2 separate regions of the Mus musculus genome follow, and region 2 is linked to region 1. The links are chromatin loops, found by intact Hi-C in ENCODE. Cell type or tissue: gastrocnemius. All regions are shown on one strand. Links, peaks and the distances in the headings refer to the core of each region. The heading gives the core; the rest is flanking DNA. Region 1 overlaps Vps54 (VPS54 GARP complex subunit). Region 2 overlaps Vps54 (VPS54 GARP complex subunit).

Region 1 (16,429 bases), core at 5,174-13,173:
ATAAACACCTTAGATGTATCATTTCTATAGGATGCCATCTTATCTCAGCATAACCTTTTTCCACACCGTTAGCAGGCATATGCTGTATGACTACTGGAAAGCTGAGGGTGATCTTGTAACCCTGGGCCATCCCTTCTCTAACTCTGGTGGCATAGTTGTTTCGAGATTTGTAGAAGATTGCAGTTGCCTGTATTACTACTTTGTGGGTTCTTTCTTCCTCCCTTCTCCATCCCTTTTCTTCTACCCTTTCAACCCCCTAACAGTAGTTAAGAGGTGGGGGAAAGGGATAGAGAGAAAAGGAAAGAAATCTCCAAATAAAGGCAGGGGTCAGAAAAGGGGTGACATCATTAGACAACTTCCTAAAGATTTTGGGCATCAAGTTCCTTGGGACAAGTTTGATCTTTGCTGTCATGATATCTACTTTCTTGTTGTTTCTTCTTTCCACACAACTACTTTAAAAAAATGACCAACAACAAACAACTAATAACCCACCCCTGCGTCTCAGGGCCCTAGCATTTATCTACCTGCTATAAAGTCCCCAGGATTCCAAACATCACACAACTGCAGAAACAATCTGCAACTGGCAAACATCACAGTCCTACCAGAGCACAAGAGAAATCATAGTCACCTGCTGTGGATGATCTGTAGCAGCCCCATATCCCACACCTAGGATTAAAATAAAAACATATTCTTATATCTGTGTTTGTTTTCTTTTTGTTTTTGTTTTTTCGAGACAGGGTTTCTTTTTGTAGTCCTAGCTGTCCTGGAACTCACTCTGTAGACCAGGCTGGCCTCGAACTCAGAAATCGGCCTGCCTCTGCCTCCCAAGTGCTGGGATTAAAGGCGTGCACCACCACTGCCCAGCATGTCTGTGTTTTTTTAAAAAACCAAATTTTCAAAATTGTCACTACATCTGATGTCAATTACGAAAGTTGTTCAGAATATTTTGTTTGCTAAGAAACTTATTTTTCCTTGTTTGAAAAAAAAATTCCACAGGTAAACATTCTTAATCTTTTCTTAAATGTACAAATACATTTTGTACCCAAAATATTAAAGATGAGACATGCCATTCATTCAACAAGACTACAATACTGGCATACTACCAAAATGACTAGAGTGCATAAGTTTTAAGTCCATTTTGTTTGTGTTCATTCACCAACAGTATAACCATATGAAACTCCTTAACTTATATGTTCCTTTCATCATCTGTAAAATAAATGAAAAAGACTACATCTCAAAAATACTTGAAAAATTATGATAATATGTACATGTAATATTTAATGCTATCTCAATATTAGTGCTCACAGACTGGTTATTATAATTACATACTATTTGTACTATGTAACTGACAATGCACTAGTTACCATAAAATCATTAGGAAAAACTATATATGGAACAACATTGCAACTGGACTACAGTACAAATATTATTTTACTGCCTTAAGGCCCCCAAAATCACAAATATAAAAACAAAAACTACAACAGGTTGGAAACCTTGCAAATGGGATAGGAGCTGGACAGATGGCTCTGTGGTTACAAGTGCTTGCTACACTTCCAGAGAACCTGGGTTCAGTTCCCAGCATCCACAAGACAGTTTACAACCACCTGTAACCCCAGTTTCTGATGACCCAATGCCTTCTTCTGGCTTAGACAAGTATTGTACATACATAACAGAGCCATACATGAAGGCAAAAAAACCCATACAAATAAATAGAAAACATAGCTAATTCTCTCTCTCTTTTTTTTTTTCTGTTTTTTTTTTTTTTTTTTTTTTTCAAGACAGGGTTTCTCTGTATAGTCCTAGATGTCCTGGAACTCACTTTGTAGACCAGGCTGGCCTCCAACTCAGAAATCTGCCCGCCCCTGCCTCCCGAGTGCTGGGATTAAAGGCGTGTGCCACCACGCCCGGCACCAATTCTCTTTTTAAAAGAGTTATAAATAAGAAACAAAGATACAAAGCTAGAACCCACAGCAAACAGGCTCATCCACTTGGACTTCTTTACAGTTTGGTAAAAACTGTTATTTTTCAGGGTTACCAGAAAAATCTCTTTCACCATTTTTTGTACAGGAAACAACCAATCAAGCATCTTATCTAGTGTAAAAAATACATTGGGGAGCACACCTTTCATCTCTGTGAGTTCAAGGCTAACCTAGTCTACACAGCACACGCAAGAGAATGGGGGAGATGCTGTGCCGCAGACCTTTTGGGTCCCTATGTCTGCGTGGAACGGGGTCTCTCGACGCGGGTGGGCAAAGCGTGGATGATGACAGACAGACACACGCAGGAGAGTTTGTGTGGAATCTGAATGTAATTTTACAACTCGAGCATCAGACTTTTTATGCAGAGGACAATAAGGAAGTTGGGTGACATATTCGCAAGGTACAATTGAGGTAACTGGAATCTTACATAAAACAGAGGAATGCAAACACAAAAGGTCTAACGGGAACCACCCAGGATAGAATACATTGATAACAGCTGGGATCAACAAGGGCTCCACCTAAAATTCACTAATCTTAGAAGCCAGGGTCAAGGGCTTCGCGTCCTTGCCACAGTTCCTATTTTAGTCTCTTGTATAGTCCACCTTCCCCTTAGGCCATTGTAAATATGTGTATGGGTGTAACTCTGCTATAGTATCTATTCTGGTTTCTCCTTTGGTCTGAAACTTCCTTCTTCCTAAGTGATGGTAAATTCCTGTGTAAGGGAGTGACTTAGCTTTTACAATCTTGCTGAATTCTAAACCCTTGATCTTGGTCAAGGATGCCCTTGGACTGTTGGAACACTGGCGGAAGGCTTTAGCCATGTCAGAGCACTTATAGGAAGATACTGAAAGAGAGCACGTGGATCCATACTCTAGACTAGCGTGGTACTGGAACTCGGGAATGAAAAATTAATGTATGGGTAGAGAACACTAGCCTCCAGGAGGAGAGCTTCCTTGAAACTCTTTTGCCTCATGAGTGACTTTTAAGCCTTTCGGCTTGTCCAGTTGACTCGACCAGAGAGCGTAGCAATGCTGCTAAGAAAATACACAGACATTGGAGTCTTTAAAGGCATCATTACTGACCTATTTGCTAAAGGCCTAGCTTTCAGTTTACAGAAAAAAATAATAATAATAACAGAAAACAGGAGATTACAATTTAAGCCTTTAAGGAGGAAACAACCAAATCAAAACCATAAGGCTATAAGAAAACTAATCTGGTTACTTATTGATTTTAATAAGTCATTCTGGACTAAATTAGTAAAGTGCCAACAACTAAAAAGCAGTTATACTTTATTGAATCCTGTTTTTTATAAAATGGCTTTGAGAAACTCTTGGAACTTTTAATATGAATTGGCTATAAAATGTATTTTGAAATCATTAATTTTCTTAGTTATATTAACAGTATTGGGAAAAAAAAAAAGGCTGGAGAGATAGATGAGTGATTAAGAGGTTGTGAGTTCAATTCCCAGTCAAACACATAGTGTCTCACAACCATCCATAATGGGATGCCCTCTTCCAGGGTGTCTAAAGATAGTGACAGAGTAATCATATACATTTAAAACAACAAAAGTACAAAACATACCGTAAATATCTTTATGCTTAGCATTAAAATAAGAAAAGTATTTACAAGTGATATATCTCACTACCTGTAACTTCCTTTTACGTGATTAAGCAAAGAATTCACATAAAACAAATCTGACAAAATATAAAAACAAGGTAAAATATATTGAGTATTGAACATTCTTTTGTTTTTCCATATGATTTTCAAAGTAAAAGTTTAAGGAAAGGAAATTACATATTTGTAAAATACTAGTACAAAATGTAAGTATGCAGAAAAAAACTACTCAATTTGTAAACACTACTTAATGTACCTCAAGATGACATTACTGCATAACTTCAAATATGGAAAAAACTTATCAAACAGTTTCAGTTCACGTTGGGGTGGGGATTGGTTCTAATGCTTTGATTTAATCAGACCAAACCCTGAAGGCCCTTGTCCTCAATTGGCTTTTGATCAATCAATAAAGATGCCAGCACCTGGGCTGGAGAGATGGCTGGTTAAGAGCACTGATTGCTCTTCCAGAGGTCATGAGTTCAATTCTAAGAACCCACATGGTAGCTCATGACCATCTGTAATGGGGATCCAATGCCCTCTTCTGGTGTGTCTGAAAACAGCGACAGTGTACTCGCATACATGAAATAAATAAATCTTTAAAAAAAAAAATGCCAGCGGCCAATGGCTGGGCGAAGATTTGCATGGGCTAGGAACTGGGAAAAAGGAGAAAGAACATTGCCATGACTCAAGGGAGAAAGATGGGACACAAGAGCTGCAGGAGAGAAAGCCAACCAGTCATGTGAGAATTTGGGTGGGTGGTCACTGGCCACTTCCTCAATTGTGCCTGGGGTAAAACAAAGGAAGGTTTAGGAGTGCCCAGTCTTTGAGGTAGCCAAGGCATTTTAAAATTAACTGGTGTGTGTCTGTGTGTATGTATGTCAGTCTGTCTGTCTGTCTGTCTGTCTATCTTCCATTCAGGAATAAAGATAGGGTGTGTGCACGTGTGCGACCTGCCAGGAGCCAAAGTAGTGTGACCCAAACTCACCACTACAATGTTGCACAAAAATTGTACCATATACAGAAATGGAATTCCCTAAATTCTAGTTTCAATTGCCATTCTCTACACTTAGGATTTATTACAAACATTACCTAGATTGGATGTAAAAGTTATGTGCTTACTTCTACACTGTGATAGATACTGCCTAGAGAAGACATTATAAAAATATTTATACTCAACTCTAAATTATCCTTAAGATTACACATAAATCAATAAAAAGGTCCACTTTATTATTCTTGTTTAATATTTTGAATCTACACAACACATCTTACTAAAGTAGCTTAAATACAGCTACATACTATTAATTTTTTAAGTTGCCATACAAAATAATGGGCTTCATTATGGCACTTTCATACATATGTGTCATCATACTTTTTTCTAGTTTATTCTCCATCCCTAAAGGCAGTCATACTTGACTAAATCCTGCTATATAAAAAAAAAAAAAAAGGCAATATACCTGAAACTTTTAATATGAATTAGATACTTAGTGGTATTTTGAAATCATTAATTTTCTTAATTGTATTAATAGTATTGAAAATATCAGAAATTTCTTTATGCTTAGCATTAGCCAAATATACTAATTTAATTTCTTTTCTCCTACTCAACACATGTGATACCTTAGTGTACAATCTAAAATTGCCTGTCCTATGTCATTCTACAGACTTCTAACTGGTCCCTCTGCTTCCAGTCTAAACTACTATATATAGAATTTTAGAATTAATCCACTAAATTATACTTATACTTCCTGTTGTTATACTTCAGCTCAAAAACTTTTAAAAATTATTACTTCCCAAACTAATCTCAAGTTTCATTAAGTAGTACTCCAGACTCTTACAATCTAATGTTGACTTACCTTCCCTTGTTGATCATCTTACTCTTTATTTCCCATAGATACACTCTTTCAGAAAAGGTGGTCTACCTGTCCTTTAAGATGTGCGAAGGCTGTACTGTGCCCTTCTAAAATATTCATATCATCTTCTCCCCTTTCTCCCATCAAAGGTTACTTTAAATTTCATTTCTAAATTACACATCCAAAGAAAACAAATATACATACATTTGAGACTATAATTAAAAATAATTCCAGCATTAGCCTATCATCTCAGTTCCTAGGTGTCAGGTCCAAAACAAACCCAGGACCATCAGCTATCTGTGGTGCCTGTTAGCACACCAAAGCACATGCTGGCCTCCAGGCTTCCTCAGTATCACAAGAACCTGCTACAAGGCTGGAGAGATGGCTCAGTGGTTAAGAGCACTGAGTGCTCTTTCAGAGGTTCTGAGTTCAATTCCCACCAACTACATGGTGGCTCACAGCCATTGGTAATGGGATCTGATGCCCTCTTCTGGTGTGTCTGAAGATAGCTACAGTGTACTCAAAAATAAAAATAATAATAAAAAAAAAACTTAGAAAAAAAAAAAAAACAAAGAAAGAAAAATACAAAAACAAAAACAAGTACGTGTTACAGATTGAGTCCATGCATACTGGCACCCTGAGTCTACCTTATTAACTTCAGCTCATGGGATCTCCTCCCCTGAGCTTCTCATTCATTCCCTTAAACTCTACTATTTCTTTCAGCTATGCACTCTTTTGGTCCCCTTTCTCTCGCCCATCTCTCTTAGTTGTCTCTTTCTCCTCCTCAGTCTCTCCTTCAACCATAACTTGAGGTGGTAATATCCTCAGTTTATACACTAGACAGGCTAAGACAAGAAAACTGCAACTTCAATCATCTTGTTAATAGTGTGATTTCAAACCCACCTACATTATAGAGTTCAAAACCAGATCTTGCCCAAAAATAAAAAAAAGAGGTGGTGGAAGGGGTATTCCAATTTGCTTTCTATGCTGTGATAAGAACTGTGACCAAAAGCAACTTGGGGAGGAAAGGGCTTATCTAGCTAGCTAATACGTCAACCATACACAGTCCATCAATGGGGGAGCCTGAGGAAGAAACTGGTACGGAGATCCTGGTTTGTCCCTAAGGCTTGATCAGTTCCTAGCTTTCTTATGCAGCCCAGGGTTAGCATGGTCCACAGTGGGCTGGTCCCTCTCACATTAATCAGGAAAATGATCCACAGGCTTGCCTACAGGCCAATCTGATAGGAGTATTTTCTAATTGATGTTTCCTCTTCCCAGATGATCCTAGCTTGTGTCAAGCAGACAGAAAACTAACCAGCCCATGAGGACATGATTAAGTGGTATACTTCTTGCCTGGTATACACAGAGGCCTTGGGTTCAATCTCTAATAATATATACACACATATATATGTATATACATATATATATGTATGTGTGTGTATATATATATATATATTCCCTAGAATTTTTTAAAGTAAAAATTTCCAATAGTCAAACACTTAATTAAAAAGAAATGATTATCTATAGTATAACTAATTTTTATCTATATCTATCTAATTATCTATAGTATAACTATAACTATAGTATAACAGTCAGCCAGCCTAGCCTACTGAGTTCCAGACCAGTAAGAGACACTGTCCCAAATTCTAGAAGGTTGATGGTACCAGAGGAACAACACCGAAGGCTGTTCCCTCTTGATTACACATGCATGTGCATACATGTACACCCACACATACATATGTATCTTTATGTGTATACACACACACATACACACAAAGAAAATACTTAGAAGAAACAAAGCACACTGTTAAACTATCTGCTTTGCTAAATATTTCCATCAGTCATGCATCATAAGCAAATTTAGGCCTTTTTGTTCCTTCTAACAAACAAACAAAAATCACACAGTAAAGTGAAGCTTGACAATTCTTTAAAGAAGTTTTAATTGTGGTTACCAAAGCACTCATACTACGAATAGAGCTAGGTCTGTATAGTTTCAATTCATGCTGCCATTTAATAAAATGATTTCTTAATTCACTCAACCATTCACTCTATGAGGAGGAGCTCAGTGATGGACACCATTGTTGATTCTTATGACAAATGTTAGTGAGGGTTAATTTTTCTGAGACAAGGTTTTTCTGTGTAGCCCTGGCTATACTAAAACTCACTCTGGACCAGGCTGACCTCAAACTCACAAATCAGCCTGCCTCTGCCTCTCTGCCTCTGCCTCTTTGCCTCCCTCCCACCCTGTCTCCCTACCCCCTGCCTCCCTCCTCCCTCCCTGCCTCTGCCCCTCTGTCTCTGCCTCTGCCTCTGGAATGCCGGTTCTTCTTTTCTTTCATTAAATAGAAATATTCCTTGAGCTAGACAACACTCAATAAAGAAGTCTGGCTTTATCCACAAGACAGCTTTCCATTCTTATCAACTTTAAGACCCTAGCTAGTATTGATGAATTTCTTACTCTGGAGGAAAACTGGTAAGAGAAGACAACCAAGTAAAAAATTTAAAAAGACTCTTAACATTCTAAAGGGAAACATTTTTTACAAGTGTGAGAGGATGAGAATGAAGCTCAGTGACAGAACACATGCTGCAAGGTCCCCAGTTCAGTCACAGCATCTGGAAAGTTGTGATTAAAACAAAAAGGGGGTCTGGAGAGAAGGCTCAGTGGTTTTGAATACTTGTTGCTCTTTCAGATTCCAGAGTTCAGTGCACACACTCACGTCAGGCAGCTTACAACTGTTCTAACTCCAGGTCTAGGGATCCAACACCCTCATCTGGCCTCTGTGGGCACATGGCACAAACAGCCTCTCATGCACACGTATACAAATACACATGCTCACACTCCCACACATACATTTTTTTAAAGGTTCGAGAAAAAGCAGAATGATCAGACCAAAATGCCCCAATAAACTACTCATGAGAGAAACAGAAGAACAAAAACCCTTGAGACTTGTCAATTAGGAAATCATAAGTCATCCAGGAAGCACTATCAAGTCAACAATGGGAATGAAAGTCAGACTGCAGAGGCTAAACTGGAACACACGATGAGGAAATGATAAAGCAATGTTCAAAGCCAGATGAGCTACACATGTAGGATGCTCAGTGGGGACTAAAGTTTGAGAACAGCCTGGGCTACAAAGAAAGACCCCATCTTAAAATAATTTTTTTAAAGGCTCAGCTACTATTTTGAAAGTTTAAATTGTGGTGTCATAAAAAAGAACATCCTGCATATCTCTTTCTTAATGCAAAAACCTCTGTGACAACATACAGGAGACACAACAACATGTTAACAGTGAGTCTATCTCTGCGTATTGGGATGACAGATCTTTCCTGACAACTGTCCCATTTCTAAACATACTGGCCCAGTCCTTCATTCCTCTGATCCAAACAAGTACTTCATGATCTTTACAGTACTTTCTCATGTGACAGGGACTTATCTGCTCGTTTCCTACCTTTCCCACCATACTATAACACTTCCACTTGTTTCACTTATCATCCTATACTATGCCTAGCATTTTATAAACTTACGAATGTTCACTATATGTTTCAAATAAATGAATACTGTGGAAAATTAGGTAAGGCCACACGTGCCATTAACAATGGCTCATATTGGGTTTTATATTATATTTGAATGTATATGAACCTAAGTCCATAATATTATTTGTTTATATAATAGTATCTGGCTTTCTAAAACTTGATTCCAGCTCCCTATCTTTCCTGAGAAATAACAGACTGCTTAAGAAAACTGGCCATACAAACTTAGACTTTGATCATTTACTAGCTGTATGACATTTGATAGCTTTCTTACCTCCAGACATCTCATGTCCTCATTTATAAAAAGAAATAGCACATAGGAACGCCGTAAGATTTAGTATCCTTTGTAAGCTCAGGACACATTAACTGGTACATGCTGGGGTACATTGTGTGAAGGTGTCTCTGTATATTCAATTGTTGATTGCTTACAGGCAGCAAGCTAAGTACTAGCTGGATCTTGGTATTGTTATTCCTATGGCCTCATATTTTGTAAACATTCTTACTTGCTGATTGGCTTTAATAAAGATCTGACAGCCAACAGCTAGGCAGGAATTGGACGGTAGAAGTTACAGGCTAAGAAAGGGTTTAAGGGAGAAGAAATGAGAAACAGGGATTCATCCAGAGAAACACAGAGGTAGTCAACTGAAACAGAGAGGTAAAGAAGTTGTCAAGTGGTGAGTAATAGGCTAGTTAGTTGGGTTAAACTTAGACTGAGATAGCTGAGAGTCTGCTAAAAGCCTGAGCTATAATAAATATTAATATGTCTCTGTGTCATTATTTAACCACTGGTAGGTCCAAAAAAGTCCCCATATAGGTACATGGAAAACAATAAGTAACTGCATAAGTAATAAGTAACTACAACTACAACTGCTAAGTTTTTTTTTTTTAAAGATTTATTTATTATATGTGAGTACACTGTTGCTGTCTTCAGACACTCCAGAAGAGGTCATCAAATGCCATTACTGATGGTATGAGCCACCATGTGGCTGCTGGGAATTGAACTCAAGATCTCTGGAAGAGTATGAACTCAAGATCTCTGGAAGAGTAGTCAGTGCTCTTAACCACTGAGACATCTCTCCAGCTCCCTACTTCTAAGTATTGTAAATAGTTTTAAAACAAGAAAACATTAGCATTCATACTTCCCCATTCAAACATTTATTTACACTGTAACAGCATGGACTTCCATTACTTTGTTTAATTCTAGTCTTGAGACTGGGGTGAGGGGTAAATATGAATACAAGAAGAAGCAAAACCAAGAAAATAAAAAAGCCATACAGAACAATGGATCTCACTGCATGCCTTAGAAAGCAATGGTAAGGCCAGCAAGCAGGAAGGAGAGAGTAACTCAACAAACAGGTTATGAGGCACTTAGGCTTATGCCCAACTTGAGGTCAACCAGGTCTAGGCACCAACCCAGCAAACCGGCCTAGAAGAGGTAGTTGCTTCACATCCTCCTCCTGTTTCACATGTTCTTACCTTGGGGAGAGTTAGGACAGAGGTCAGACAGAATGAGGACAAGAACTAGATTGCTTCACTCCCACAAATGGATCTAAGGGTTTCTAAAGTTTTATGTAAAAAATGAGATATATATTATTAATGAATAAAGCAAGGATGCCATGAAAGGAAGCAAAATAAAAATAGTAAGAAAAAAAAAATTACACCATCAATATTTTACTAAATACTGTAGTTCATAATTGATTGGCTCCATTGAGATAATTTTGTTGATATTCAAATCATTTCCATTATATAGTAAAAAAATAGGTTCAAATGTAACTTGGTTTCAAACTATTTAGGTAAGTAATGAGAGCTATGGGATTTGAATTCCGACTTTCTGATTAAAGTCCATGCTTCTGCTTCTACACCACAGTCTCTCCAATTAAAAAGTAAATTTACTCTCACAACTATTATTTATGTCTTTTTTTTTAAGTTGGTTTTTCTAGACAGTCTTACTAAGTAGCCCAAGTTAGCCATGAACACTTTTAACCTAAGCTTACATAAACTTGCAATCTGCCTGTCTTAAACTCCCTAGCACCTGGAACACAAGCATGGACCACCATTCCTGGTTATATGCATGTTCTGTTAAGTGACAGGAATAATTCCTATGAAAGAATTAAGACTAGACTAGACTCTTCCTTAAGAGTAATGTAGTGCACATTTGCATCAGTGTGATGTATGTATTTTTTATTTTTCAAGACAGAGTCTCTCTGTGTAGTGTTAGCTGTTCTAGAACTCACTCTGTGGACCAGGATGTCCTCTAATTCACAAAGATCTGCCTGCCTCTGCCTCCCAACTCCTGGGATAAAAGGTGTACACCACCACCACCTGGATATTGTATTCTTCTTAGCAAAGAAGAAATCACTCCACTCCAAAAAGCTTCGATAAGCAAACATTCTACTACTTTCAACAAGAAATGTGTTCTGAACCTGCTCTTAAAAGTGCTGCAGGTGTGGGTACTGTGTTCCATGTGAGTCAGTGGGTGGCAGAGAGGAGAGAAAGGCGATGTCTAATCTCAGTGTTCTGACTTAGGAACATCTGGATGATGTTCATCATTTCCTAACATTCCCTGAAAACAGCGAGCCTGAGAGAACCACCAGTCCAGCATCAGAAGATTCAGTCAGGGAGTAGTCTGAAAGGACCACCAGCACAGCACCACGAAGGCCCAACAGCTCCCAACACTGGGAGCAAGCCAGAGATTAGAAGAACCTCACCTGGGACTAAGGACCCCAAAGGAGAGAGCCTGAGGTAAGGATACTAGCATGGAACCACTCTGGTGTACTGAGCAAGGAACACACCAAATGGGGCATCACGGGGCCTGGACAGGGAGCTAGCCTAAGATAACCACCAGCTGGGTACCACGAAAGCCTCAGGAGGCAGATCATGCCCAAGAGGACCCCTGCCCAGCACCATAATGCACTAGTGGCAGCATAGCACTCCTGAGAACACTCCTGAGATGATGCCAGACTCTCAGAGACCCCAGGCACCACTAAGAGAAACAAAGAATAGAGACATGAAAGAGAAACAAAGGATGTGGGTACAATGAAGAGAGGCAGAACTGGAGACTCAAGGGTAGTGAGGAACAGCCTGATGTATGTAGCTAGTGATTCTACCTGGGACCATGGTGAGGTCCTGGCCTGTGCTGTCACCTGGGGCCATGTTTGGGTCTGTGGCCCTGCAACACCAGAGGTCTGTTAACCACCACAGGCCAGATGAATGTCCCTGGTCTGGGCTGCCACCTAAGGACATGTTCATGTCTGAGAGCTGTGCAGAAATGGCCCCACCCCTCACCTGGACATTATGGGAAAGCGAACCCCACCCCTAGCCAGCTGCAGTACTCAGAAGAATGGGCCCTACAGACTGCAGGACTTGCAGGAGAGCCAGATCCCAGGGATGTGAGAGTTGGGAGAACTGGCCCTACTACTCATCTCCCATACAGTAGCATGGATGAGGGAGAAACACCCCATACACACCACTCACCACCTGCAGCAGGTGGGAGACCTGGCCCTGGGGTCATGAGAGCAGAGAGCTGACCCTGTCCCTCACCAGCTACAGCATTTGGGGGATTAGACCCTGCACCTAGGCAGCACAGTAGAGCTGACCTTGGTGGTGAAGGCACAGGGGAGCCAGCCCATAGGGTATGGACCCCAAGGGCATAAGCATGGGAGAGCTGATCCTGCCCTTGTCTTCCATGGGTAACATAGGCATGAAAGAGAGCACTCCCATCCCACCTCACTTTGCCACCTACAGAAGGCAAGAGCTAGCCAAGGGCATCAGAACAGGAAAGCTGGCCCTCAACTACTGCAACAATCAGGAGAGCAGGCCCTGCACCTGGGCAGCACAGTACAGCTGGCCCTGGATGTGGGCGTTGTAGATGAGCTAACCCTGAGAACTAAAGAGAGTAGGAGAGCCAGCCTTGCCTCTTGGCTGCTATGTAGTGGCATGGGCAAGGAAGCAACCCCCCTCCATTCCTTTTTGTTCTTCCCACCAGCAGTGGTAGGCAGGTGGGAGAACTGGCCCCAGTGGAATCATGAGAGCAGGAGAGCTGGCCCTTCCTCTCACCTACTGCAGCAGTCTGGAGAGCAGGCCCTGCACATTACCTGGGCAGCACAGTAAAGCTGACCCTGATGGCAGGAGTGCTCGTGGGCCAGCCCCAAGGGTGTGAACATGGAACAATTGGCCTCACAACTTGTCTGCCATGTGATGAAGAGAGGGGGGGGGGGGGGATCCACTTCCTCACCCCTTATCACCACCAATGACAAGCAGGAGAGCCTGCCCAAGTCATCAGAGCAGTAGAATTAGCCTGGCCCCTCACCTACTGCAGCACTCAGGAGAAAAGGCCCTGTACTTCACCTAAGCAGCAGAGTAGTGCTGGCCCTGAGGGCATGAGGGCCAGAGAGCCCTCCTCCCACTTGTCTGCTGGGCAGGGGAGAGGAGGTAGACACACCTCCCTCCCCTTCCTCGTCCCACACCATCTACAGGAGGCAGGAGAGCTGACTCCAGGATCATCAGAGTGGGAGAACTGGCCATGTCCCTCCCTCTCACCAGCTACAACACTTGGGAGAGTAGGCCCTGTACCTTACCTGGACAGCTGGATAGCGCTGGCCCTGTTAGCAGAGTGTGCTGAGCAGTTCACGTACCTCTCAGAACCAAAACTAGGGCTATGAATTAGCATACCCCACCCAAGAAAACTAGGCCCTCTAAATCAACATCATCAGAGCTCATATGAATTCCCAGAGATGGACACAGCACACAGGGCCTGCACAGGTCTATACCAGGCCCTCTGCATACATATGGCTTCCTGAGTGTGAGAATGAGCAGGTCTCTGTATCCTGTGCCCTCTCTTGGGCTCTTTTCTTTCTGTTTGTTTTGTTCTATTCCAATGTGTTGGGTTTTATTACTACTATTCTTTATTTTATAATTTATCACATTATTACTACTACTCTCCCTCAGAAGCTTGCTTTCTAATGGAGACAGAAAGAGTGTGGATCTGAGTGGGAGATGGGGAGGAACTGGGAGGAGTAGAGGGAGGGAAACAGTAATCAGGCTATATTATGTGCGGGGGGGGGGGGGGGGGATCTATTTTCAATAAAAGAAAAAAAGGATAACAAGAGGTAATGTTGGCTAGAATAAATTATAAATAATTGTAATACCAGAAATTTAAGTTGTCAGTTAAAAGCATCTGATGTTTTTCCAGAGGACCCGGGTTTAACTCTCAGCACCCACCTGGCGATTCAGAACCGTCTAACTCCAGCTCTAGGGGATCCAACACCTTCACACAGACATATATGCAGACAATCCACCAATCAATGCATAAAAAGGAAAAATAAGTAAACCATTCAAAAAAAATTAAAGTTGTCTTTTTCCTCTTTCATGTGTGTTCTATGTATGTTGGCACATATGTGTAACGGTAGACTTGTATGTGAGAAAACGGAAGTCCAAGGTTGCTGTCAGGAATCATCATCCAAAGCTCTTTCATCTTATTCACTGAGGCAAGGTCTTTCAGTCAAACCCAGAGGTCACTGGTGCGGCACGGCTCCATAGCTAGCTTGTTTGGGGACCCCCATATGTGGCTTCTCAGGTAGACTACCTAGCCTGCCTGGAATTTACTGATTTAAGTGGGATCTGAACTCTGACAGTCATACTTGTGTATTTTAAATGTCTTACAAAATAACTGATAGTTTCAAGAACAAAAATTATTATCATTTATAATTTTAAAATTAAAACTAAATAATATTCAAAATGAAAATGGGAGACTCCTAGCAGTACTACAGTAGTTACTAGAATTAACCCACAATTAAAGGCCCACTTGTCTCTAGTGAATAGATACCTCAGGAAAAACCCAAAGAAATGTATATACTTTATTCCTTCTTTGGGTCACTGATGTAACTGCATTATTAGCAAAACTTTTGCCAACCAAAGTGAAATTAGGACACTGATAGTGACTTTTAGTGTCCTGATACTAATTATTATACTAATTATTCAGAACAAAACAAATCCTAAAGCCTCTCACATTTAAGTTTTTGAAGAATAAATATCCTGTTCCTAAGGACCTTTCAATTGATGGTTTTGTTATCAAGTAATGATCTTGTCTTTAAATCATTACCTTAGAGAATTACAAATAATGCTTTTCTAACTTTCTTTTTTTTTTTTTTTTTTTTTTTGGTTTTTCAAGACAGGGTTTCTCTGTAGCCCTGACTGTCCTGGAACTCACTCTGTAGACCAGGCTGGCCTTGAACTCAGAAATCCGCCTGCCTCTGCCTCCCAAGTGCTGGGATTAAAGGCGTGCGCCACCACGCTCAGCTTTCATACCTTCTAAAGTCACTTTTGAGGACAGTAAGGTCAAGTCAAATGAAGACTGAATATATTATATAGGCTGCTAGATTTAATGAGTAGGCCTTTCTTTTATCCTAAGCCGAGTAAGTGTTGAAATGGAAGACAGGTTGCTGAAGAGGTGGGCCTTGGGGGTTTGGCAATGAGGAGGAATCAAGAATTGGTAGCTCTGGGCTGGTGAGATGGCTCAGTGGGTAAGAGTACCCGACTGCTCTTCCAAAGGTCCAGAGTTCAAATCCCAGCTCATAACCATCTGTAACGAGATCTGACGACCTCTTCTGGTGTGTCTGAAGACAGCTACAGTGTACTTACATATAATAAATAAGTAAATCTTTAAAAGAAAAAAAAAAAGAATTTGTAGGTCAAGGAGATAGGTTTGATGAACAGAACATTAATTTGGTACTTGAACTTTTTTTTGGGAGTGGGAGGATTGGCTTTGCCAAGAGATGGGAAATACTAGAATTGGTGAACAGTCAGACAGTGGGTTAATCTTAAAAAGAACAGACAACTATATTTTAGGTCCAAAAGGTAGGAGTTGTGTATAATTGGCAATTAGGTACATTAATTTTTATATGTATATTATATATACCTGGACTTTCAGCTACTTTGTGGGCTCTTTTTCTTCCACCCTTTTCCATCCCCCTTCTTCTATCCTTTCAAACCTCTAACTCTAAACAGGAGAGGAAAAAAGGATAGAGAGGAAAGGGGGCAACATTATCATTAAACAACTTCCTGTTCATTAGAGGCAAGTTTGAGTTTCACTGTCAGACATCTAATTTCTTCTTGTTTCATCTTTATGCAGGACTACTTAAACAGAAACCAACAGCAACCAACCAACAACCCAGTCTGCCTCTTGGGGCCCTAGCATTATATATTCTCTGATAAGTCAACAGAATTCCAAATGTCACACGACTGTAGACACTGTCTGCCACTGGAAAAATTACGCCCCTGCTAGGGCATGAGGCAAATCATAGCCAGCTGCTGAGGACAATCTGAAGCAGGTCCATATCCCATACCTGGGATTAAAATAAAGACATATTCTTGTAATATTTCTGTGTTTTCTAAAGAAACCAAAATGTCAAAATTGTCACTACAGAGTAGAAGCCCTGTGTCCAGCCTAAGGACTCCTTT
Region 2 (16,429 bases), core at 2,840-10,839, 50 kb before region 1:
AAGTTATTCGCAATTAAAATGATCTGTCTCTCAGTAGTTGAATGATAGCCTGTGTAAATTAGTAAATAATGTTTTTCAAGTTAGAATTAATTTAGATGGGCTAGAGAGACGGCTCAGCAGTTAACACTGGTTACTTTCCAGAGGTCCTGAGTTCAATTCTCAGTGACCACATGGTTGGTGGCTCACGGCCACCTGGAAAGGGATCTGATGCCCTCTGCTGGCACGCATGTGTACACAGAGGCAGAACACTCAAAAATTAAACAAAATACATTAAAAAATAAATGTTAAAAAAGAAAAAAGAATTAGCGAAGAACTAAGATTTCAATACAGTAATTAATTTCCAGCATGAGATATCTCTTATCACTAGGAAACAAAATTCAGCATATAAAATAACTTAGATCACAGTCCTGGAGCAGCCAAATTAATTAGCTTACCAAAGTCATGTCAGTTTCTGATCAGTCCAAGTATGTGTTCCCTCTTTTCTTTCATGCAAAGAAAGTTAAATTCTAATCATAATTCAAATTGGATGTCTATTTGTTTTGTGACAGGAAGCATTCTTCTTTCTTTTTTTTTCCCTTAGATATTTTCTTTATTTACATTTCAAATGCTATCCCAAAAGTTCCCTGTACCCTCCCCACGCCCTGCTCCCCTACCCACCCACTCCCACTTCTTGGCCCTGGCATTCCCCTGTTGGGGCATATAAAGTTTGCAATACCAAGGGGTCTCTCTTCCCAATGATGGACGACTAGGCCATTTTCTGTTACACATGCAGCTAGAGACATGAGCTCCGGGGGAGTACTGGTTAGTTCATATTGTTGTTCCACCTATTGGGTTGCAGACCCCTTCAGCTCCTTGGGTACTTTCTCTAGCTCCTCTATTGAGGGCCCTGTGTTCCATCCAATAGATGACTGTGAACATCCACTTCTATGTTTGTCAGGCACTGGCATATCCTCACATGCGTCAGCTATTATCAGAGTGACAGGAAGCACTCTTAATTAACTCTCTATTGTGCACAGATAGGGTGAGGCACAGCAGATAAGAAAAAGATCCTGATGTCAGTCTGCCTGAATCTGAAGTCCTTGTTCTGCAACTACTTACATAACTGTGTAGGGCTCAAGCACCTGTGTTTGTTAAAAGCTTAGTGTGAGGACCATCAATGACATAACATCTATAAATGGCTTAGAATATCAATGCCTGCCGGCAAGCAATCACTCATTATTACATGTCAAGTAGCCTTCACTTCCTGGTGCCCACATCAGTCTCTAGTGAGTCAGTGAGATGTGGATGGGGCATGGCACCCTTACGGGGTTCTGGCAGCACACAGCAAAGCAGGAAAAAGCACAAGGTTGAAGCACGAGGTTAAAGCAATCACTCTATAACTTTAATCGAAAACCTATTTTGTTTGCATAATGTAGAATGTAGACTGTAGGCTGTGGGACAGAGGTATGCCCTCATCGTCATCAATATACAGTGGGAGGAACCATGTGTGACAAACTACACATACCCACTGGCTTTTTTTCAGGTAAAGCAATCTTTCCATCCGCTATAGAATCAACAAGATCCTGAAATTCTGCAGGAACATCAGCCTGCTTCCAACGCTCGTTGTCTAAGAGGAGGCTGTTCAAAAGGAAAGGAAAAAATGGTGAACTTTAACAGGCACATCTCAGGATCAGTCGTTAGCTAGAAGGAACAGAATAAACTGGACCCACCCACTAACAGAACAAACAGGTGTTTGTCTCTTAGCCTAGCCAAAATCAGCTAAGAAAACCAATTTAGTCAACCCTGAGAAAGAGACATTCAGTGAGGATCAACTGATAAAAGACTTCAACAAAGATAAAAAGTCTAATTCCATCGGAATCTAAGAAATTTGATCTTACTCCCCCATTCGGAGGAATTTGGCCTGTGATCAACTACGTTTACCCTTTAACCACAGCTGTTCTGTAAAGAAAAGGAAAGCAGAGAAGGTACCCGGCGCTACCTGAGCTTGGTCCGCCTCTCTTCATGAAACCTGTTCACAAACTTATTTGCTTGGCTCTGAAGGGCCCCAAGCAGTGACGTGCTCTTCCTCCCACAGATCTGTTCAGTGTCCACTATGAATGTCTCCATTAATCTCGAGAGTGCTATGAATTCCGTGGAATTCAATTTTTCAAGAAAACCGTCCTAAGTTTTAAAAACACCGCATCATGACAAAAGTTAGTATTACACAAAAGATGCATGAGCTATAAAACTGACGGAGCTTAGTAACTGCTACTGTTATTTTTATTTTCCTAGTATGTTAGTTGTATCATATTATATTTATGATTTAAAACATTTATACTTTAGCTGAAATTTCCTAATACTTTAGAATCCAAAACTTGGAACATACAGAGCTGAAGATGTCTAAAGCCGGTCATCACTTTGTAACACAGTAACTCAAATATATTCAAGTTACACCTTTTTGTTTGTGTGTGTAGGTAAACCAGCATATTAGATTTAAATTAATTATTATGGTGCTATATTTTTAAGTCTTTTAAATAAACAAATAATTGGAAAAGGATAGTTTTATAATTTTCTATTTCTATTTTCTAATTATTTGACATCTTAGTAGCTCCTTAGAAGACCACAGCAATAATACCATCAATTTTCCAAGTGTTAAGATGGATAAGACTGTGACAGAACATAGGTACAGTTACATATAACTTAGATCTCTAAAGTAACACTTTGTATATACAGAAGAATCTCCAAGACTATATGAAAATAAAATACCTTTGCTCTTGACATGAGAAATTTGACAGCTCGATCATGGCATACATCTGAAGCATTACACAGTAACTCCTGGATGTTACTTGCTAGTTTTCCTAGCTCCAAGTCAGTTAACCTCATGTCTTCACTGACTCTGAAGATGAGACAATGAGATTTAATCAGGAAACACAGTATTCTCCATATGTGATGTATCAAAGAGGAGGACAAAGATAGAGAATTCACATTTGTGGAAAAAATTCTGGGCTAGCTATTGTCCATTTTAATAAGTTTTAATGGTGCTCAAGGTAACATTTCAGAGGCCTAACTTTTTTACTGTACTAGTCCTACCACTTAGCTCACCCTGCAGCTGCAGTCTGCAGCCATTACAGCAGAAGAGATGTGTTCTGAGGTGAGGTGGCAGCTGTGCAGGAGCAGCTCTGTGATGCCCTGAGAGGAACAAGCTGGGATGGCCAGTGAGGAGGGAGGACATTCATAGCAAGTAGGTTCTTTCTTCCTGTGAGTGTAAGTTACTTAGTGGCAGAGGACTTACTGAACTTAGTGCTTAGCACTGGAAAGACAGAGCCCTTAAGGAAGCTGTATTAAACAGTTGTGTTTATATTTTGAGGGGAAATGCAAGATTTTTCTATTTCTAAATATTTCCATTCAAGAAGCATAAAGACCACAGAGCTTGGCAGTGGTAGCATGCACCTTTAATCCCAGCACTCAATAGGCAGAGGTAGGCAGATCTCTGAGTTCAAAGACATCCTAGCATACAAAGCAAGTTCCAGGACAGCCAGGGCTATACTGAGAAACCCTGTCTAAATAAAATAAAATAAATAAATAAATGCCACTTATTCTATGCCAACAATTCTTTAGCATCATAATAAGCCAAGTTAAGTGCCTGTGTCATTTATAGCCCTTTCGATGGAATAAGACAATTTTCAAAGTTATTATTAGCAGGCTCTGATTTATATTACTGGGTTATGATATTGAAGAAAGTTTATTATCCCTCAAAATTATATCGCTAAACCTATTTACTAGTGTCTTAGAATAACAGCAGGGTTAATAGTCTTAAGGTATTCTCAAAACAGTCTTGTATAATTTTACTGAGTCAGGTAGACTGTGGCCCTCAGTAGTTTAAATGATCAACCCACAGCTGCAATAGTAAGAGAGAAAGACCAAAATCTAGAATTGGTCTCTAATTCATTAAACTTCCTCTGTTCCATAATTTCAGGGATTAGGGGGACGGGACAGATGTAGTGGGTACAAATGGAGCCAGAACGCAACCTTTGGTTTCCTTCCTCAGGGACCATTTACCTCGTTTATGACACAGAGCCTCACACTAGCTCAGCAAGTAGGCTAGGCAAGTTGGCTAGGCAAGTTGGCTAGTCATTTCCATGCCTCTGCCTGTTCAGCACTTCGATCTCAAGAGCACACCTCCACATCCAACGTATGACCTGTGTTCAGATGTAAAACTCTTTTTGCTGACTTGAGTTTCCTCTCCAATGCTCAAAACACTTATTTATATAAAAACAGTCTGGTACTAATGCCAATTCCAACCAAAAAATGCTCATTTAGATGTTCAAATTTCCTACTGAAATGAGGTCTTATTTTCTAAAGGATTACTAAAAATTTGCCATGTAACAGAATCACTAATGAATTTAGAACCCTTAGCCATATGCTACTAACTCACAAAGACATAAACAGAAAACAGTAAATAAAAAGTTTTTAAATACTGCAGTGGCCTAACCAAAAGTGTGAATGTTCTTAGATCTTGTTTAATTAGCTGTAATTTTTCCTTAGAAAAGCTCTTTGAGTTTAATTGCTTTTAACTTCCCTGTCACCTCCGAGTTGAGTGGCAAGCTTTCAGGCACTGGTGTATAAGCTGAACATAAGCAGAACCATAGACAGTGCCTATGTTTCATCCTGTGGTAACATGCAATGAAGGAATGCCAGAGAAGATTCTAAAGTGACAGACAATGAGGACAGGAAATAAACCCACATAAACAACTGTGATGCAGGCTTAAGACTGTCAAATGTCACAGCAAGCTGCTAGCTGCTTTCAATACTTCTCTCCCCTGCCACAGTAACGGCTTTAGCTGCACAAGTATCTTTAACTGACAGACAGACAACTAACTAAAGACTCTAGTTCTCAAGCTCTTTTACAGAGCGAGTCATATGTCACATCCTAGCCTCTGCTGTGGAAGTGACAGTAAAAAGTACAAATTCTAGACCATGTTCCTAAAAAACAAGAGCAAGATGGAGAGTGAAGCTAGGGCCTCCCTCATGCCAGGTCAACTCTCTCCTACTGCAGTGAACATGGTGCTTTATCACAGAATAAGAAACGTAATGATAGCCGGGCATGGTGGTGGCGCCTTTAATCCCAGCACTCGGGAGGCAGAGGCAGGAGATTTCTGAGTTCGAGACCAGTCTGGTCTATAGAGTGAGTTCCAGGACAGGCAGGGCCACACAGAGAAACCCTGTCTCAAAAAAACAAAAAAACAAAAAAAAAAAAAAAGAAAGAACAAACGAACGAAGGAATGAACTGTAATGACTACACACTTCTCTGAGTATCTGGTTTATAGCAACAGTGGTACTACATACAGAACAGTAAGGAAGATGGCATTTTAGCTAAATGAGCTAAAGGATTATCTAGGTATAGGAGGAAAAAAAGGAAGAAAATCTTGCATGATACAAAACAATTACAGAGAAACTGTCAATCTAATTGTCAAAGGGACATATTTAAAATTAATAGCCTTTTTTAACCAAAAAGACCTTAACTAGAGAATGAAGTAGGAATTCACAAAGTGGTAGATGATTTTGCAATATGGTTGGAGAGCAGACATGTGCTTACACAAGCAACTCCAGCAAATCACTAAGAAAGGAAGAGGGAGGGAGGGGGGGGCAGACAGGCAAAGACCCTCTTTATACACTTGCCAGGAGAAGCTATCAAAAGGGACAGTAAGTACACGGAAAGGTGTTCTCCTACCAATAACCAGGACAAAACTAAAACTCCTACAGTTGCAACCTAGACTCCGAGCAGCCAACATGTACAAGACTACCAAATGGGGAGAGTGAGGGGAGTGAATGAAGATGTGAGGCAATGGAACTCTTCCTGACAGGACTCTAAGTAATGAGCAAATGCACATGAGGCTAAAAACCCAGAGAACCTTCCCGCTTCTGCTTTTACAGGGCAGACTGGTGTGTCCAGGGCCTTCCCTTCTGCAGTCTTTTCCTCTTGAATTATAACCTTAACTGAGAATGCCCAGTTATGTGTATTTTACAGTGAATATGCTCAGAAATGTGCCTGCCCCACGGTTTATTCCCATATGAATACGTATAGACTTTCTATATAAATTCCTTACCTTTTTTTCCCCCCATTTAAGAGAATGCCATCTTTTAAAATTGATCTCTTGCCTACAGGCAACAAATTCTCCTGCATTCTCATGTGTTGGCTGTCCTTTTTGGCTGTGCACTCAACTAAAATGTAAGCCCATTATATTCAGTGATTGTGTGCGCGCGCACACACACGTGTGCATGTGTCCGTCTCCATTCCTGGTGTCTATATGTGCATATATATTTTCCAACATTTGTTTGTAGCGTGTACAACAAAAATATTGACAAGCATTTAAAAGCTAAGGATTTAACAGTGCATAGTATGCATAAGAACCAGCAATTCATGAAATCACCAAAGGCAGGCCAATCCCTAAAAATAGAAATAACCCCAAATCTTATCAATAGCAGAATGACTTTTGTATTGTGATGTTGTCATAGGACATTATTTTTGTATACAAATAAAGTCCCACTACATGCACTTATCACACACATAATATTGAAGGAAAGAAAGCAGATAAACACAAAAGTGTGGTTCTATGATATACAACTGAAAATGAAAGCAACAAAACACACACACACACTAATAGTTTTAATGACTTGATTCCAGATGAAATTGATTAGAGCCAGGGCAGGGGAGGGTAAGTTTTCTAGAGAGCTGATACTGTTCCATTTCTTGACAATATTTCTTGATGAAATATTTGCATTTTGGAATAATTATTTGAGCTGAACATTTAGAATTTAACTTTTGTCCCACAAGTGCACTGTATACCAAATTCAAAAGTTTGAACCAAAACAAAACAAGGAGAATCCCAGTCCCCTGCACTCTCCTCCTCACTGCTAGGCTACGTAGAAACGATAAATGCAGAAACAAAAAGCACCTCAGATGCAAACGGAAGCCACAATGAGGGTAGGACAGCCGTCCACTCAAGTGAAGATCTCCTAACTCCAAAATAAATAAAATTATTTAAGATACAGAATTTGTTGTTGTTGTTGTTGTTGTTGTTATTTTGAGGCAGGGTCTTGCTGTATCTCTGGCTCTCCTGGAACTTACTATTTAAATCAGGCTGACTTTGGACTCAAGAGATTCACCTGCCTCTGCCGCTGCCTCCCAAATGCTGGGGAAAAAGCTGTGCATCACCATGCCCAGTCAAAATACATAATGTTAATATAGATTTAATAGTATAATAATAACTAGTAAATATAAAGATATTAGCCTAAACACAGACAAAATATATACATTTGCTAGTGCATTTCAGGTATTTCAGTAGGAAGGAAACACTGTAATAAACTGATGTAAGTAAAATGTGAGCTCCATGAACTCTGGACCCCAGGTTGATTTACACATAAGCAACAGTACTAAGTCTTGCTATCCTTAACAACGTAATACAAACTATGCTCTTGGAACAGAAAGCATTTACAGTTTTTGCTCTGTCTTTTTCGATAGCAGTTATTACAGTTATTACTGAATTGTGTAAGACAATGTTCTGGGTTATCAAAGGCGGACTCTAGCATCTGGGGTAAAGAGGCATCATGTCTGAGTGCAGATACAAAGAGAAAGGGGAAGGGGTGGAAGGGAAGAGAGTGAGATGGGGTCATGTGGCAGATTATTCAGAGCTGAGGCCTTGGAATGGAGGATTTTTGACAGTGTTCATACTATTATTGCAAATTTTCTGTAAATGTGAAATAATTTCAAAACATATATTTTACAAGTGATGTTTGGAAAGGCAATGTAATCCACTAAGAAACTCACATCTCTGAGAAACCAATGCATAAGGCCAACACATCTTTACTAATATAAAGTAAAGGATCAGGACGGGAGAGAACAAAGAAAAATCACCAGAGCAGTAAGCGATGTGGGTTCCTGGAAAAGTTCTGTTTGGTTTATATAAATTTCCTCTGAATCAATTTCCATAGTGCTGAAGGGAGGATGGCTCAGGAAATAATTCAAGCTCCTCACCACTCTAAGATCCTGTAATCTCTCCACTGTCTCCACGGCTCTCCTCCACACCCTCTACACATCTTCAAAATGAAGTGTATGTTTCATAAAAATTACTTTGTTAAATTTTCAAGGGTCACATTTTAAAAACTAAACTTGAATCTCCAGTCCTACTGCAGCAGAGCTATTGTTCTCAGAAAGCTGCTATACTCACATAATCTCTATACCTCCTGGAGGAGCACACGCTGATGTCTGCTCCTTGCTGGATGAAGAATCAGTAGTACATTCTGGTTCTGATACCGAATCACTGCTGCAGGGCTCGCTATGTGGAGACGTGTTTCTTTGAGAGGTAGTATCAACCGCCGCAGATGCTGGCTCACCCTCACTGAAAGCATCACTTATGAACCAGCCCTCGTGTGTCAGGTAAGCCACGTCTGTGTCCAAGGAGCTGTCCTTCCCAGCGCTCCTCTGCTGTGGGATCTCTTCCAATTCTCTAGTCCTTTGGCTTTTCTCAAGAACTGACAGAACAACACTGTGGATAATATTCAATGTTGCCTACAAAAAAGTAAAGATAGGACTTTTAAAAAGATGCATTTAAATATCACAAACCTAAAATTTATAAGAATTATGTGGACACAATTCTGAATATCTATGATCAAAACGAATCAAAGTCTTATAAGAAATGTTACAGTTTTTATCAAGTTCCTATTGATAAAATAACAGTGACTTGTGAAAATCAGTCACACAGGAGAGGGAAGCTCACTACAGCTTAGAACCCACAGCACTTACATTCTAATGTATTTTTTAATGGACATTTCCCTAAAACACTGTATATTTCACTAACCTCTTAATCATGCTGTGCCAAATACCTCTCAGAGAAACTTATTAGTACATCCACCTGCTTAAAAGAACAATAGCTTATATTCCTTAGCATTATACTGTCACATGGGGATGTCTCATTCTGTTGTCTGATCACTCCGAGCCTGTTCTCACTCAACACTTCTGCTGCCTCCTCTGAACAGACAGCTCTTCCCTGTAACCTTTGTACACTGTCCTTCTCATCACTTGGGTCCTAGCAAAACATGGCGGTTTCCTCAAAGAGACCTTCCTTCAGTGACTCTCCCACAAATGCAGTTGTGGCTGCTCTACTGTGGTTTTGCTTTGTTTGTTTAAGAACATTTATTGTCATCTAAAATTATCTCTCTATTCATCTTGGTCTCTTTCTTCTACACTGTTAGCTCCACCTCATTACACTTATCTTAATGGTACTTGATACAGAGGAAACACTTAAACACTGAAAGCTAGGTAAACGAAAAATAGCTTACATAAACTACTATTTTTAAGAACTATTAAGAAATAAAGGATTTTGATAGTCATAGCTGCAAATCTCAAATGCATTGCTTCCTCTCTGAAACATTTGGTTTCTTTTAGGGATGGACATGATTCTAAGGAAGCAGATTCCAAGTTCAAATTTTCTGAGTCAGTGGAGGCTGAGTAAGTCCAATCAGCACAGACACACATCAAAGGCAGACTGGAGGGAATGCAAGCAACTAAAACCAAGGCCCAAAGATATCATTATGTACATAAAAACTTACCCTCACCCAAATATATTTCAGTTCTGAGCACTGTCCAGAAAGCTGACTGAATTTCAGATATTCCAGGCAACTGATATGTAAGCTTACCTTAACTCTCTGTAGGAAAACTGTAAACTTAGAGAAAATGTCCTTTAACAGATCAATCCACTGGGGAAAATTCAACATTCTCATTTGATCTGCAAGCCTATAAGAAAATTTTAAACAAAAATAAGTGTCTCTGGACCAATATGGTAAAATCTATAAGCTGGAGGAAAGGACATTAAATATATATTTATAAAATATAAATATTTTATATATAAAATATATTTTATAAGTATAAAATATAAGTATATATAAGTACATAAATATATATTTATAAAAATAAAGTGCCATTTATCTTGAACCCTCACTAGAATCATAGGTTCCTGAGCTAAAGAGGTCAGTTACCAAACTGTCCTATCTGTTTAAACACCTCCCTGTCCAATTAGTCCAATCACATACACTGACATGGTCCATATCATACTGTAATTCCATGGGAGAATTTTGTGACCACACACTTAAACCTGACATTAGCTAAAAGTAAGGATCTCTTGTGAAATAATAATGGAAGTATACCATTTCCCTCAAAAGATGTAATAATCTACTCTCCACTATGAGAAGTAGGACAATCCGCTGCCACGGACTCTGGGCAGCATCAAATCAGCACAAAACCCTAGCTGTTGAGTGCGGCTGCTGTTGTAATTCTATGAGTGACTGAGCTCTTCCTTGCCATGTTTGATGTTGCTTTTATTTTTAACAAGGAGGAAAAGTATGTATCTTTTACAGTTTGATAAGAACTGTTATCAACAACATACAGCACATTTAAATATATGCCAATGTTATTACTTGATAGTAACTCTAAGTTAATAAATTCTAATATGAAACAGGTTAATATAAAATAGAATTCCCTAAGGAGATTTTATAGAAAATAACATTATATATTTCCAGTGAATGCTGCTATAGCCATAAGTTTATTAAAACAAAACAAAACAAAAAAACAACAACAAAATAAAACAAAACACATTCTTGTACTGGATAGCAGGAAGCTCTCTGCATAAGGTGAGAAAATTTGTTACAGTGTCTTACTAGGGTTTTTATTGCTGTGGGAGAACACCATGACCACAAACAACATGGTGAGGAGAGAGTTTGTTTAGCTTCTATCAGGTCATACTCCACTGCTGAGAGAACTCAGGCAGAGAACTGATTCAGAGGCCGCTGAGGAGTGCTGCTTACACTCTTGCTCGCCATGGTTTGTTCAGCCTGCTTTCTTACAGCCAAGAGCCACCAGTTCAGGGACGGCAGCACTCTGAGTGGGCTGGGATCTCCCACATCAGTCACCAATTAAGAAAGTATACTACAGACCCTGCCTACTGGCTAATCTTATGGACTCATTTTCTCAACTGAGGGTCCTTTTCCCTAAATATTGCTAACATAAACTAGCCTGCCCAAGAGCAAGAAAATAAAGTCACTGTCCTGAATTTTCTAAAAGTTGCCATGACATATCTCCCAGAAGTTATTACTTCTCACTAGTTGCTCCAACCAATTCGGAGACAGATGTGCCAACAAATGGTGCAGAAATTGTAACACATCTCCAATCTGAGGTTTGAGCCCAGAGAAACTTAATAACTATCTATATCGGTGATCAGATACCTAAATTCCTTTAAAATTTAGATACCTAAATGAATGAGAACTTCAGGCATAAAATACTTACCACTATCTTTCTAGAAAGAACAGGAATGTCAAGATGAAAACAAAAAGTAGGGATCAGGCAACTCAAAAGTAAATACCCAAACTTCTTGGAGCCTCTTAGAAGCTTGATTATAGAGCAAAACAATGTAAATTTAGTATTTGCTACCCCATTATAATAAATTATTTTCAACCTCTCCCACTTTCCACCAACCTTCTATTCCTCTTCTATGCTCAACTTTACCCTGAAAACCAACCTGCAGAGCTAGGCCAATTTTAGAATCCTTATAAAGACTAGAAAAAGCAAAGATAAGGCAGTCAACTCACTTTATGGTTTTGTTAGATTTACCTGAATCCAAATAATTCAAAAATACTAAATAGAAATTTTCAAAATCTAATAATTTATCACCATTATAAGTAGTATGATGACTGCTCTGTTCCCTCCCTCACTTGGATTAGACTCACTCCTTTATTTAATATATCCATGTTGTATATACTACCTGCCCAATATTCACTTAGTAACAACCTTAGCTAACAGATCATCTACATAAGAACAATGACCCAAAGAACGCAGCAGGTTAGAAACACATGAACCCCTGTACTATGTAGCAATAATAGAAGGCACATAAGGAAAAACACTGTATTTACACACACAGGAGAAAGTTCTCTCCTGTCTGTGGTTACAGGCTGTACTGGCTAGTTTTGTGTCAACTTGACACAGCTGGAGTTATCACAGAGAAAGGAGCTTCAGTTGGGGAAATGCCTCCATGAGATCCAACTGTAAGGCACTTTCTCAATTAGTGATCAAGGGGGAAAGGCCCCTTGTGGGTGGTGCCATCTCTGGGCTGGTAGTCTTGGTTCTATAAGAGAGCAGGCGGAGCAAGCCAGGGGAAGCAAGCCAGTAAGGAACATCCCTCCATGGCCTCTGCATCAGCTCCTGCTTCCTGCCCTGCTTGAGTTCCAGTCCTACATCCTTTGATGATCAACAGCAATGTGGAAGTGTAAGCCGAATAAACCCTTCCCTCCCCAACTGCTTCTTGGTCATGATGTTTGTGCAACAATAGAAACCCTGACTAAGACACAGGCTTTCACAGGAGCTCTAAAAGTATCTCCTGAAGATAAGGGGTGGGCTCTATTGGACCTACTCCTCCAGTTCCCTCCCTGAAGAGTCTATATCATGGGGGCTGTTTCCTCTATCCAAGGTCCTTTATTCAAAGACAGTACTATCTTTTTTTCTGAATTTTGTTGAACACTTATTTCCCTTATCTTTTTTTTTAATTTGAAAGCTAGTATATTATTCAGATAGCAGTCTCATTATACATGGCCCAAGAACATTCAAATAAAAACTCAGATTCAAAGTTAAAGATTGGTCTTCAAACATCATAGCCAAAAATTACACGTTTGCCTATGATCTCTCGGAGATAAGACCACATCCACACCTCAGTGGCCAACAAGCCATTCCGCACAGCTTCCTTAACTGTAAGCTGTTTGAAGCTACCAGTTTTAGCACTTTCAATTGTTTTTTTCATGCTCTGAATAGCTGTAGGGATTTCACCAGGGGTTGGAGGAAACTAGCTCAACCTTGACGTAGTGCCAAAATGGGGCCACTCGAGGCTTGAAGTAAGTCACAGCATTATCTCTTAAAGGTACTTTATTATCATGTATAATATTTTTACACCCTGATCCAAACCTCAGCCAACAATTACTTAGTTTAGTAACCTTAAAATTATAACTTATAAAAATAGATTATTGGGAGCAAAAGAAAAAAATTATAATTTGTACATGTCCTTTTCCCTAACTGTTAAACACAAAGCTATATAAACATATGTATACTTACTTTACAACAACGTCTGTGTCTATTTCTTCTATTTGTGAAACTTTATTAATCACACGCTGCAATTTAGAAAAAAAAAAGGGGCAATTTGGTTAATTGTCTTTAGAATCCCAACTAATTCATGTTTCATCTGTACATTAAAAAGAACATCCTGAGGTTGGGGGTGGGGCAGCTCAGTCTGTAAGGTGCTTGTCCTGCAAATATAAAGATCTAAATCTAATTCCCAGAATTCATATTAAAAAGCCAAGTGTGGCTGTAATCCCACCGCTGAGGAACCAGAGATAAGCAGAAGCCTGGGGCTCACTGACCAGCCAGCCTAGCCTATTAGGCTAGCTCCAGGTTAAATAACAGACTGTCTCAAAAAACAAGGTGGATGTCCCCAGAACGACATCCAAGACTGTCCTCTGGCCTCCACATGTGTGCAAACACATGCATGGCCACCACTCTACACGCATCTGAATGTGCTCACACACATAAATATCAATTAAAAGCATAGGAACTGGGCTGTAGACTTAGCTCAGTGGTTAAAAGCACTGGTTCACCTTCCAAAGGACCCAGATTTGATTCCCAGCACCCACTTGGCAGCTCATAACCAGTTCCAGATGCTCCAATGCCTTCTGGCCTCCTTGGGTACCAGGCATGCAAATGATGCACACACATACTTGCAAGCAAAGCATCCATATACATAAAATATTTAAATAAATAAATAAATAGAATTCAAAACCACAATAATCCTTTTCTGCATGTGGGGTGGTAAGGATTAAACATAGGGCCCAACTACAATAAATACTCAGTCCCAAGAAACACATATGGATTATACAGAAAGTATAGCACTTTTACACAGGGTGCTATCTGTTAAACTAGAATTCACTTATGGAACTTGAGTATTTAAGTGCTTAGAATTCTATTCTTTGCCCAGTAAGTCACTCTCTTTTAAGGTTTTATTTTTAGTGTATAAGTGTCTTCCTGCACGTTTGTCTGCTCGCACATGCATGAACTGCCTGTAGAGGCCAGGAGGTGTTGGAACCACTCCAACTGAAGGTAAATACAGTTGTGGGCCACCATGATAATGCTCACAGACCCTGATGCCCTCGCTGCAAGAACAACCAGTGCTCTTACTTGGAAGGCCATCACCCCACACTCGGAATGTTATTACTATGAACAGTGTCTAAAGTATATATTCATCTTGCCTATGTGTAGTGACTATTCCTGGTTGTCAACTTGACTATATTTGGAATGAACTACAATCCAAATTGGAAGGCTCACCAGTGACCCTTATCTGGAGGCTTGGAAATAGAAATTTCTGATCTGGATCTTGGTATGGAGATCTTGAGGCATAGTGGCTATGGATTCCAAAAGATTAAATCTCTGAGTTCAAGGTCATCTGGGATTAAAGGTGTGATGGAACACACCTTTAATCTGGGCTACACCTTTCATCTGAGATTAAAGGTGTGGTGGAACACATCTTTAATCTGGGCTACACCTTCTGCTGGAGACAATATAAGGACATTGGAAGAAGGCAATCTCGCTCTTGCTCCCTCGCCTGCTTGCTGTGTGAGACTGAGTAACTGCTAGATCCTTGGACTTCCATTCACAGCTGTGACTGAATCATTGTTGGGAATTGGACTGCAGACTGTAAGTCATCAATAAATTTCTTTACTATATAGAGACTATCCATAAGTTCTGTGACTCTAGAGAACCCTGACTAATACACTATGTCTTACATGCAGGAGGAAATCCTGCACTGTATACTCTTCTTGTGTCTGGTTTTATATTATATTTACATAGCTTTAAGTAATTCACAAAATTTCATTGAGATATTAGTATTTTATTGTACATATATACGGCAATTCTGTTTATCTCTCCTATTTCAAATGATGCAATCCAGAATGTTCCTTTTTCTCTAATGGCAAACAGTGCTGCCATGTATACTCTGCTATGTTTGAATGAACTACCTCAGTATTCCTGTTACATGTTACATGTACTGTAACATGTTACATGAATTAAGAACAGAATTCTGTAATATGTAGATATTTAACATTAGTAAATACTACCAACAATTTTCTAAAATAGCTATACATATTTCGAAATACAATTTCAACCAGTTTAGTAAAAGAGAAAGCAATTATAGTTTTGTGTATTTTATATAAACATTGAAAACTTATGTACATTCAATTTAATGATGATTATGCCTAATAAACACTTTGTAAAATTATCTAAGGCAAAGAAAATCAAAACAAAGATCAAGGGAAACTAAAAACACGGCAGCGTTTGAGTTCAGCTTAGTAGTAGAATACTGTCTAACATGTGCACCATAAAGCCTGGGTAAAATCTAAAAGATTTTAAGTTATTACTAACTTTCTAAGCAGTGCAAAAAGGAAGTTAACATTCATATATTTATTGTGGGGAGTATAAATTAGTAAATGTTTTTAAGACAATGATTTAGTTTTATGTATTAAACGATGTAAAATAACTTTCACTCTCTAATCAACAATTCTGCTTTGGGGCATCAATCTAAGAACACCATCTTTTTGTTGTTTCTCTATGTGCATGTATGTGTGTACGTGTGTGCATCTCGGTATGCAAGTTTGTGTGCACTCATGGAGACCAGAGGACATCTCAAGTGTCGTCCTCAGGAGAGCCAACCATTCCTTTCAGACAGGGCTACTCACTGGCCTGCAGTTCATCTACTAGGATGGACTGGCTGGCCAGGCAGCCCCAGGATCTTCCTCTCTGCCACTCCACAATGGGTTAGAGTACATGCTTGTGTGCAGCACATGCAGATAAGTTCTAAGGATCAAACGAGGTTCTCTGACTGAGCCAACTTCTCAAAAAGCTTAGATATGACAAATAAAGTAACTTTATTCACAAGAAGTCTGCCACAGTTTTATTTACAGTATCAAATTGAAACTTTTAAATATTCCACCTGGACAAAAAGACAAAATAGGTCTAACCAATATGATGTTGGTACAATTTTATAAAATCATAAAGCAGATATTTCTGGAGGTTTGGAAAACAATGTGGAAACAAATGCTTATGTGGGTTCTGAAATCTGTCCAAAGTCATATGTATAACAGTAAGAAACCTGTAACATCTTAAAGTAGTGGTCCTGGCTGCTAGGTTTATGTCTCTCTTGTTTTTCCATGTATATAATTTTTAACAAAATGACCAAGTATTACTATTATGCTGCATATTTTACATATAACTAGGTGACACAAAAATGACTTCACAGGTGTCAAATCATGTATTAAATAAAAATGCACAATACCTCTTTAATGATGTTCTTTGCTGTAATAATCATTT

Evidence for each region. Peaks named below come from ENCODE experiments on the same cell type or tissue, not always from the same donor. Only the 100,000 strongest peaks of a DNase experiment are listed, where the experiment ranks them.
Region 2: it touches region 1 in a loop (6-fold over the local background); 2 of 42 quality-filtered maps call a loop at or near these places.

The regions. Positions count from the first base shown.
Region 1 is chr11:21,244,525-21,260,953 of GRCm38, reverse strand. The region is part of intron 1 of Vps54 (VPS54 GARP complex subunit); the gene reads right to left. It also overlaps the pseudogene Gm23582. Among named protein-coding and RNA genes, the nearest start is that of Vps54, 14 kb to the right of the region's middle. In gastrocnemius, for the core only: no CTCF peak of the experiment used is centred there; no DNase peak of the experiment used is centred there; H3K27ac peaks cover 1,004 bases.
Region 2 is chr11:21,292,097-21,308,525 of GRCm38, reverse strand. It overlaps Vps54 (VPS54 GARP complex subunit), which reads right to left. Exons shown (of 23, transcript NM_139061.5): 9 at 16,395-16,429; 10 at 13,130-13,185; 11 at 9,676-9,772; 12 at 8,208-8,548; 13 at 2,746-2,875; 14 at 1,979-2,160; 15 at 1,505-1,617. Among named protein-coding and RNA genes, the nearest start is that of Mir1933, 44 kb to the left of the region's middle. In gastrocnemius, for the core only: no CTCF peak of the experiment used is centred there; no DNase peak of the experiment used is centred there; H3K27ac peaks cover 1,648 bases.